Regions from separate parts of the Homo sapiens genome. Here region 1 is linked to region 2. Evidence: chromatin contacts called from ENCODE Hi-C or POLR2A ChIA-PET data. All regions are on one chromosome and are shown on one strand. The core of a region is the stretch at or near the end of the contact, and the rest is flanking DNA. Distances in the headings are between cores, read along the strand shown. Region 1 overlaps GPATCH8 (G-patch domain containing 8). Region 2 overlaps GRN (granulin precursor).

Region 1 (3,419 bases), core at 353-2,852, 69 kb after region 2:
CTGGGTTCAAGCGATCCTCCTGCCTCAGCCTCCGAGCAGCTAGGATTACAGGCGTGTGCCACCACGCCCAGCTAATTTTTTTTTGTATTTTTAGTACAGATGGGGTTTCATTTCACCATGTTGGCCAGGCTGGTCTCGAACTTCTCACCTCACGTGATCCATCCACCTCGGCCTCCCAAAATGCCGGGAATACAGGCGTGAGCCACCATGCCTGGCCTTCAGCAGATTTTTTTTTAAGGTTAGCTATGTCGTGATTGCTGGGTATAATAAGTTTACTCCCAACATAAGCAGAGGGGAATGAATACATAAGACTTAACAGGTGAAAAGGCATGAAACATGCTAAATTTTTGGAAGACTGGCCAAATGATGTCAATTTTCTTATTAAGCAAAACAGACCCCAAGAAAATGGTATGAACAGTGGTATAGAATACCACTGAACCCAACATTTTCACCTCTCTGCTATAGGTTATTAAAATAAAACTACAACATGTTCAAGTGCTGAGATGCACTCCTTTCTTCAAACCTGTGTTGTTTCTTAAAGCATAATCCCTGAAGAGAACTGTGCTGTTTAAGTAATACATGTTATTGGGTAATGAAACAGTCAACTAAGAATAAGTAATCCTGTCAAAAAGCAGTTGCAAACAATTTAGACAAAGTTAATTAAATCATGTATTAACAGATTATATCCTGTACAAATCAGAATACAGTCACTGGTGGCTGCTAGAGGCTTCATCTGTTTTAGTTCTGCTATTTAAAGCTCAGGGAACTACTGTTTTTGTTCACAACTGAAACAGACCTTGGAATTAAATAAGACTTTAGTCCTTTTAGAAAATGTAAAAAGTATAGGAGTTTTCATACTACAGGTATTTTAGCAGAAAGAAGAGGGAGGCTAAAAGCATATTCCTCTGACTGAGATACTGAATCCTACAGTTAAAGGAATTTTTTTTTTTTTGAGACAGGGCCTTGCTCAATATATTACCCAGGCTTGAGTGCAGTGGCACAATCTTGGCTCACTGCAATGTCCACCTCCTGGGCTCAAATGATTCTCCTGAGGAAAACTCTAAATTTCTGTTCCTTGGTAATGTTATGTTACTGCGTAATGAAACCGTCAAGTGTCAAGTAAGAGTAAGTAATCTTGTCAAAAAGCAGATGCAAACAGTTTAGACAAGGTCAATCCTGTCAAAAAGCAGTTGCAAACAGTTTAGACAAAGTTAACTAAATCATGTATTAATAGACTCAGCCCCTCTAGCAGCTGGGACCACAGGCAACTGCCATCACATCCAGCTAATTTTTGGGGGCATTTTTTGTAGAGACCGGGTTTTGCCATGTTGCCCAGACTGGTCTCGAACTTTTGGGCTCAAGTGATCTGCCCGCCTGAGTCTCCTAAAGTGCTGGGATTACAGGTATGAGCCACCACGCTTGGCCTAAAGAATTTCTGAAGATGCTTTACAGTACCAGATTTTGATAATCTGGATCAGACTACCAGAGACTGAAATCGCAAGGAAGTTGGTCCCAACACTATTAGCAAGGAGGCAGCTTTTCAATGTGCCAGTTCCCCAGTATCAGTCAGAAGCCACGGGAACCTGTGTGGGAAGGAAGGAAAAGCATAGGCCTGAGTCACAAATTCAAATGTTTACAGGAGTTTGGCAGGTAACATAATGAGTCACACAGATTGGTGTAAGAGAAAAGATGAAGTGGAGATCACAGCTAGTTGCAGAATGAGCAAAGAGATGGCAACTGTTCAGCTTTAGTCAACTGTTATGTTGAAATGTAGGCCCAATGTTGTCTGATAATTTTAATTTTTCAAGATAAGCCAAAGCCTAAATTATGTAAAATTGAATTTTTAAAATTTGGGAATCAACTGAAATTAAAAAGGGAAAAACTAATAATGTGAAGGCCAGATAAAATATATCTATGAGATAATTTGTGACCTCTCTAGTTTATGTACTAGGAGGACCTTTAGTGGCACAAACAAGAGGCTAAGATTGGAAGAAAAATCCTGAGTAGGTAACAAGGTACAAAGGAAGCAGCCAAAAAGAGAGAAAGAGAGAGAGAGAAGAAAAGAAAAAGAGGAAGAAAGGAAGGGAGGAAGGGAGGGAGGGAAGGAGGATTGACTATAAAGGTGGTGCTGCTATTAATTAATTTACTTTTGGGAAACAATATTCTTTGGAGTTTGAATTTTAGGCCTCTTGAAATGCTAAAGAAAATGATTCTACTGTCATATCCATCAGCAGACAAATTTTTTAAAGATATGCAAAATAATTAAGGAGGCAAGGACGTAGGGATAGAAAAATCTGTAGTATCAAATTTGTCTGTAACTTACACTAAGCCAACAAAGGTAGGAGATGATCAGTGCTAATGTCTTTTTTTTTTTTTTTTGAGATGGAGTCTTGCTCTGTCGCCCAGGCTGGAGTGCAGTGGCATGATCTTGGCTCACTGCAACTTCCACCTCCCGGATTCAGGCAATTCTCCTGCCTCAGCCTCCCCAGTAGCTGGGACTACAGGCACGTGCTGCCACGCCCGGCTTTTTTGTATTTTTAGTAGAGAGGGGTTTTCACCATGTTAGCCAGGATGGTCTCGATCTCCTGACCTTGTGATCCGCCAGCCTCGGCCTCCCAAAGTGCTGGGATTACAGGCGTGAGCCACCGCGCCCGGCTAGTCAGTGCTAATGTCTATTGAGCATTCAGGTGTTATCAGAATTAACTCATGTAAAAAGGAATCATATATTGGATTTCTTCAGAAATGGAAAGGCCTACTCTTAGAGATTTCAAAATGTATTAACATCGATCACTTGAAAACTAGGGTTAAACTACTGAAAAGAGCCAAAATACTTAATCAGCTTCTGTATCTCTGAAGATCAAGCTGGGTCTTAATATTTTTGTGTTAACAACTCTTCGTAAAATCTTGGAAAACCTGAGAAAAACTAGTGAATATAAAGAGGCACATAACACCCCCGCATCCTGTCAGGAAAAAAACAACTCAAACCTTGAATGAGGGTGACCATATAGCTCCTTTTGGAGAGATTATTTGTGCTTATTAAAGAGAAGGGTATGTTTAGGATCCTGCCTCTACTATAGTTTACTACTAACGTAATACATTATTTCTCTGAAAAATATTAATGGTGAAAATCTGATAGAAGATGCAAACTAGGGATTGCTAATACAGGGTTGAAAGTACTTACCTATTATCTCAGATTCATAATAATCCTGTGTGCCTTCCTGGAAGACAAGACAGGGTGTCTTTATGATTTTAGAGCATGAATTTGGAAAAATGGTAGGTCCATTTGTATGTTAAGTTCATGTCCATCAAAGAGGAATGAAAAATATGTCCTTCCTCCTGTTAGGGGTTATGTGGCTGTGTTGTACCAAGGTCAATTAAAGATTCCTTAGAAATTATTTTTTTTTGTTGTCCGAGACAGG
Region 2 (3,129 bases), core at 630-3,129:
GCAGTGGTATCCACACCTAGACTCGTGGGGTAACTGAGGCACAGACAGAGAGCAACTTCTCAGGCCCTCACAGTTGGCAATTCTAGGATTAGGACCCAAGTGCGATTTTCAGGCAGTCCCTGTACCCTGTTTCTGTTGTACCTGTTGCACCATTCCCAGGCACTGCCCATCGTGCCACTAGTGATATGAACCCAGGTCCAATACGCTCTGGGGCCATCAAAGCCTGACGTCACCATGACCTGATGTGTGACGTGTTATAGGTGTCCCTTGGTATCTTCACGGAACTGGTTCCAGGACCCCAAAATCTGTGGGTGCTCAAGCCCCTGAGATAAAATGGTGTAATATTTGCATATAACCTATACATACTTTAAATCATTTCTAGATTACTTATACCTAATACAATGGAAATGACATGTCGGCTGGGCGTGGTGGCTCATGCCTGTAATCCCACCACTTTGGGAGGCCGTGGCAGGTGGATCACCTGAGGTCTGGAGTTTGAGACCAGCCTGACCAACATGGTGAAACCCCCATCTCTACTAAAAATACAAAAATTAGCCAGGTGTGGTAGCGCACACCTATAATCCCACCTACTTGGGAGGCTGAGGCAGGAGAATTGCTTGAACCTGGGAGGCGGAGTTCGCAGTAAGCTGAGATCGCGCCACTGTACTACAGCCTGGGTGACAGAGCAGGACTCCATCTCAAAAAAAAAAGAGAAAAAGAAAAAGAAATGCCATGTAAATAGTTGTGATCCTGAATTGTTTAGGGAATAATAAGAAAGAACTATCTGTAGATGTTCAGTATAGATGCACCCATCGTAAGCCTAACTACATTGTATAACTCAGCAACGATGTAACATTTTCAGGGGTTTTTTTGTTTTGTTTTTTGAGACAGAATCTCAGTCTCACTCTGTCACCCAGGCTGGAGTATGTTGGCGTGATCTCTGCTCACTGCAACCTCCACCTCCTGGGCTCAAGCGATTCTCCTGCCTCAGCCTCTTGAGTAGCTGGGATTGCAGGTGTGCGCTACCACGCATGGCTAATTTTTGTATTTTTAATAGAGATGGGGTTTTACCACGTTGGTCAGGCTGGTCTTGAACTCCTGACCTTGGGATCCGCCCACCTGGGCCTCCCAAAGTGCTGGGATTACAGGCGTTAGCCACCGCGCCCAATATATTTTGATCCCTGGTTGGATATGGAGGGCTGACTGTACTTAACATCTCTAAGCTTCAGTTTCCTCCTTTAAAATAAAGGTGTGGCTGGGTGTGGTGGTTCAAGCCTGTAATCCCAGCACTTAGGGAGGCTGAGGTGGGTGGATCAGCTGAGGTCAGGAGTTCAAGACCAGCCTGACCAATATGGTGAAACCCCCTCTCTGCTAAAAATACAAAAATTAGCCAGGCGTGGTGGCGAGCGCCTGTAGTCCCAGCTACTTGCTTGAACTTGGGAGGCAGAGGTTGCAGTGAGCTGAGATCGTGCCACTGAACTCGAGCATGGGCAACAGAGCAAGACTGTCTCAAAAAAAAAAAAAAAAAGGGGGTGAGCAGACGTGGTGGCACGCTCCCACAGTCCCAGCTACTTAGTAGGAGGCCAAGGTTGGAGGATTGCTTGATCCCAGGAGTCTGAGTCCAGCCTGGGCAACATGGCAATACCTCATCTCTAAAAATAAAATAAAAGTAAAGGTATTAATTACTACTTTGGATGGTTGTTGCAAAGAAATATATATAAAATAATGGAGAGTCTTGTAACTGGCTCCCAAGAGGCTCAACAGACATTACTGTTTTTGCTTCTTCATTATGAGTTACCTCTCTGGCCACCCCACTGAACTAGCTGGGCTAGCTGAGCCTGGGAGAAGAGTTGTTTAGGAAGTGAGAGGCTGCTCTCCACAGAGACTCAAGGCTCAGTTCCTCCTGGTGACTCAGATGGGCAGCCCAGTGGGCACACGTGGTCTCTCTCCACATGTGGCTGAGTTTCACTTCCAGAATAGATGGAGAGGCAAGGGCAGGGTTTAGCATGCTTGAGGAATCTCAGAGGGCCCTGGTGGTGTGGGGGACCCTCAGAACACAGGTGTCTCAAGGGCTGACCCAGCTTCTGTGTCCTTTTCTCTGGGTGAGGAGGGGACATTCATGGGCAGATGGTGACCTCTGGGGAAGGCAGCCCAGACTCCACTGGCCACCATATTTCCTTTTTCACAACTTTCTCACCCCTGTGGTTTCCCATGTCATCATGTGGCCGCTTCCCGCAAGGCCTTAGCGGGGTGCAGGTATGAACATAGTGTCAGGCAAGGAGGCATCTGGAGGGGAACCCTGGCTTTTCCTGGGGGGACTCCCTCCCTGCACCCTAGCCCTGTCCTCTCCCATGGCTACTGATGCCTTCCCCTCACCCCAGAGGTGGCCCACATCTGCACAGATCAGACCCACAAAAATCACGTCTTCCTGACTCTCATAAGCCTGCCCAGTGAGGCCCAGGCATTAGGCCATGTGCTGGGGACTCAGACCCACACATATACGCATGTCAGCATTCATGCTTACAGGTCCGCACATGCTGGGGCAAGTGTCACACACGGGGCGCTGTAGGAAGCTGACTCTCAGCCCCTGCAGATTTCTGCCTGCCTGGACAGGGAGGTGTTGAGAAGGCTCAGGCAGTCCTGGGCCAGGACCTTGGCCTGGGGCTAGGGTACTGAGTGACCCTAGAATCAAGGGTGGCGTGGGCTTAAGCAGTTGCCAGACGTTCCTTGGTACTTTGCAGGCAGACCATGTGGACCCTGGTGAGCTGGGTGGCCTTAACAGCAGGGCTGGTGGCTGGAACGCGGTGCCCAGATGGTCAGTTCTGCCCTGTGGCCTGCTGCCTGGACCCCGGAGGAGCCAGCTACAGCTGCTGCCGTCCCCTTCTGGTGAGTGCCCCTCAGCCTAGGCAAGAGCTGGCAGCCTGGGTTTTCCCAAAGGGTCATCTTGGATTGGCCAGAGGAGGACGCCAGGCACAAGTCTGTGGTTTATCATTTTCCCTGTCTTTCTAGGACAAATGGCCCACAACACTGAGCAGGCATCTGGGTGGCCCCTGCCAGGTTGATGCCCACTGCTCTGCCGGCCACTCCTGCATCTTTACCGTCTCAGGGACTTCCAGTTGCTGCCCCTTC

What was found. Hi-C counts contacts between places; a loop is a spot of excess contacts on that map. ChIA-PET counts read pairs that join two places held with the same protein, here RNA polymerase II (POLR2A). Pooled maps may share reads with other maps.
Region 1: a loop to region 2 is called in a map of HL-60/S4, with 3 times the contacts of the local background. The contact joins two enhancer-like sites. A Hi-C loop is called at or near these places in 1 of 168 maps with a recorded cell type or tissue (HL-60/S4), 4 of 37 single-sample maps with no recorded cell type and 4 of 50 pooled maps. POLR2A ChIA-PET finds 5 or more read pairs at or near these places in 2 of 52 experiments (MCF 10A and activated CD4-positive, alpha-beta T cell).

The regions. Positions count from the first base shown.
Region 1 is chr17:44,416,094-44,419,512 of GRCh38, forward strand. All of the region lies in intron 6 of GPATCH8 (G-patch domain containing 8), which reads right to left. Among named protein-coding and RNA genes, the nearest start is that of ITGA2B, 28 kb to the left of the region's middle. Within about 2 kb of position 1,603, at least 4 of the 41 ENCODE cell types and tissues checked have a DNase peak (open chromatin) inside an H3K27ac peak, as active enhancers do.
Region 2 is chr17:44,346,417-44,349,545 of GRCh38, forward strand. GRN (granulin precursor) reads left to right here. Exons shown (of 13, transcript NM_002087.4): 2 at 2,742-2,886; 3 at 3,010-3,129. The coding sequence starts at 2,749. Among named protein-coding and RNA genes, the nearest start is that of GRN, 2.7 kb to the left of the region's middle. Within about 2 kb of position 1,880, at least 9 of the 41 ENCODE cell types and tissues checked have a DNase peak (open chromatin) inside an H3K27ac peak, as active enhancers do.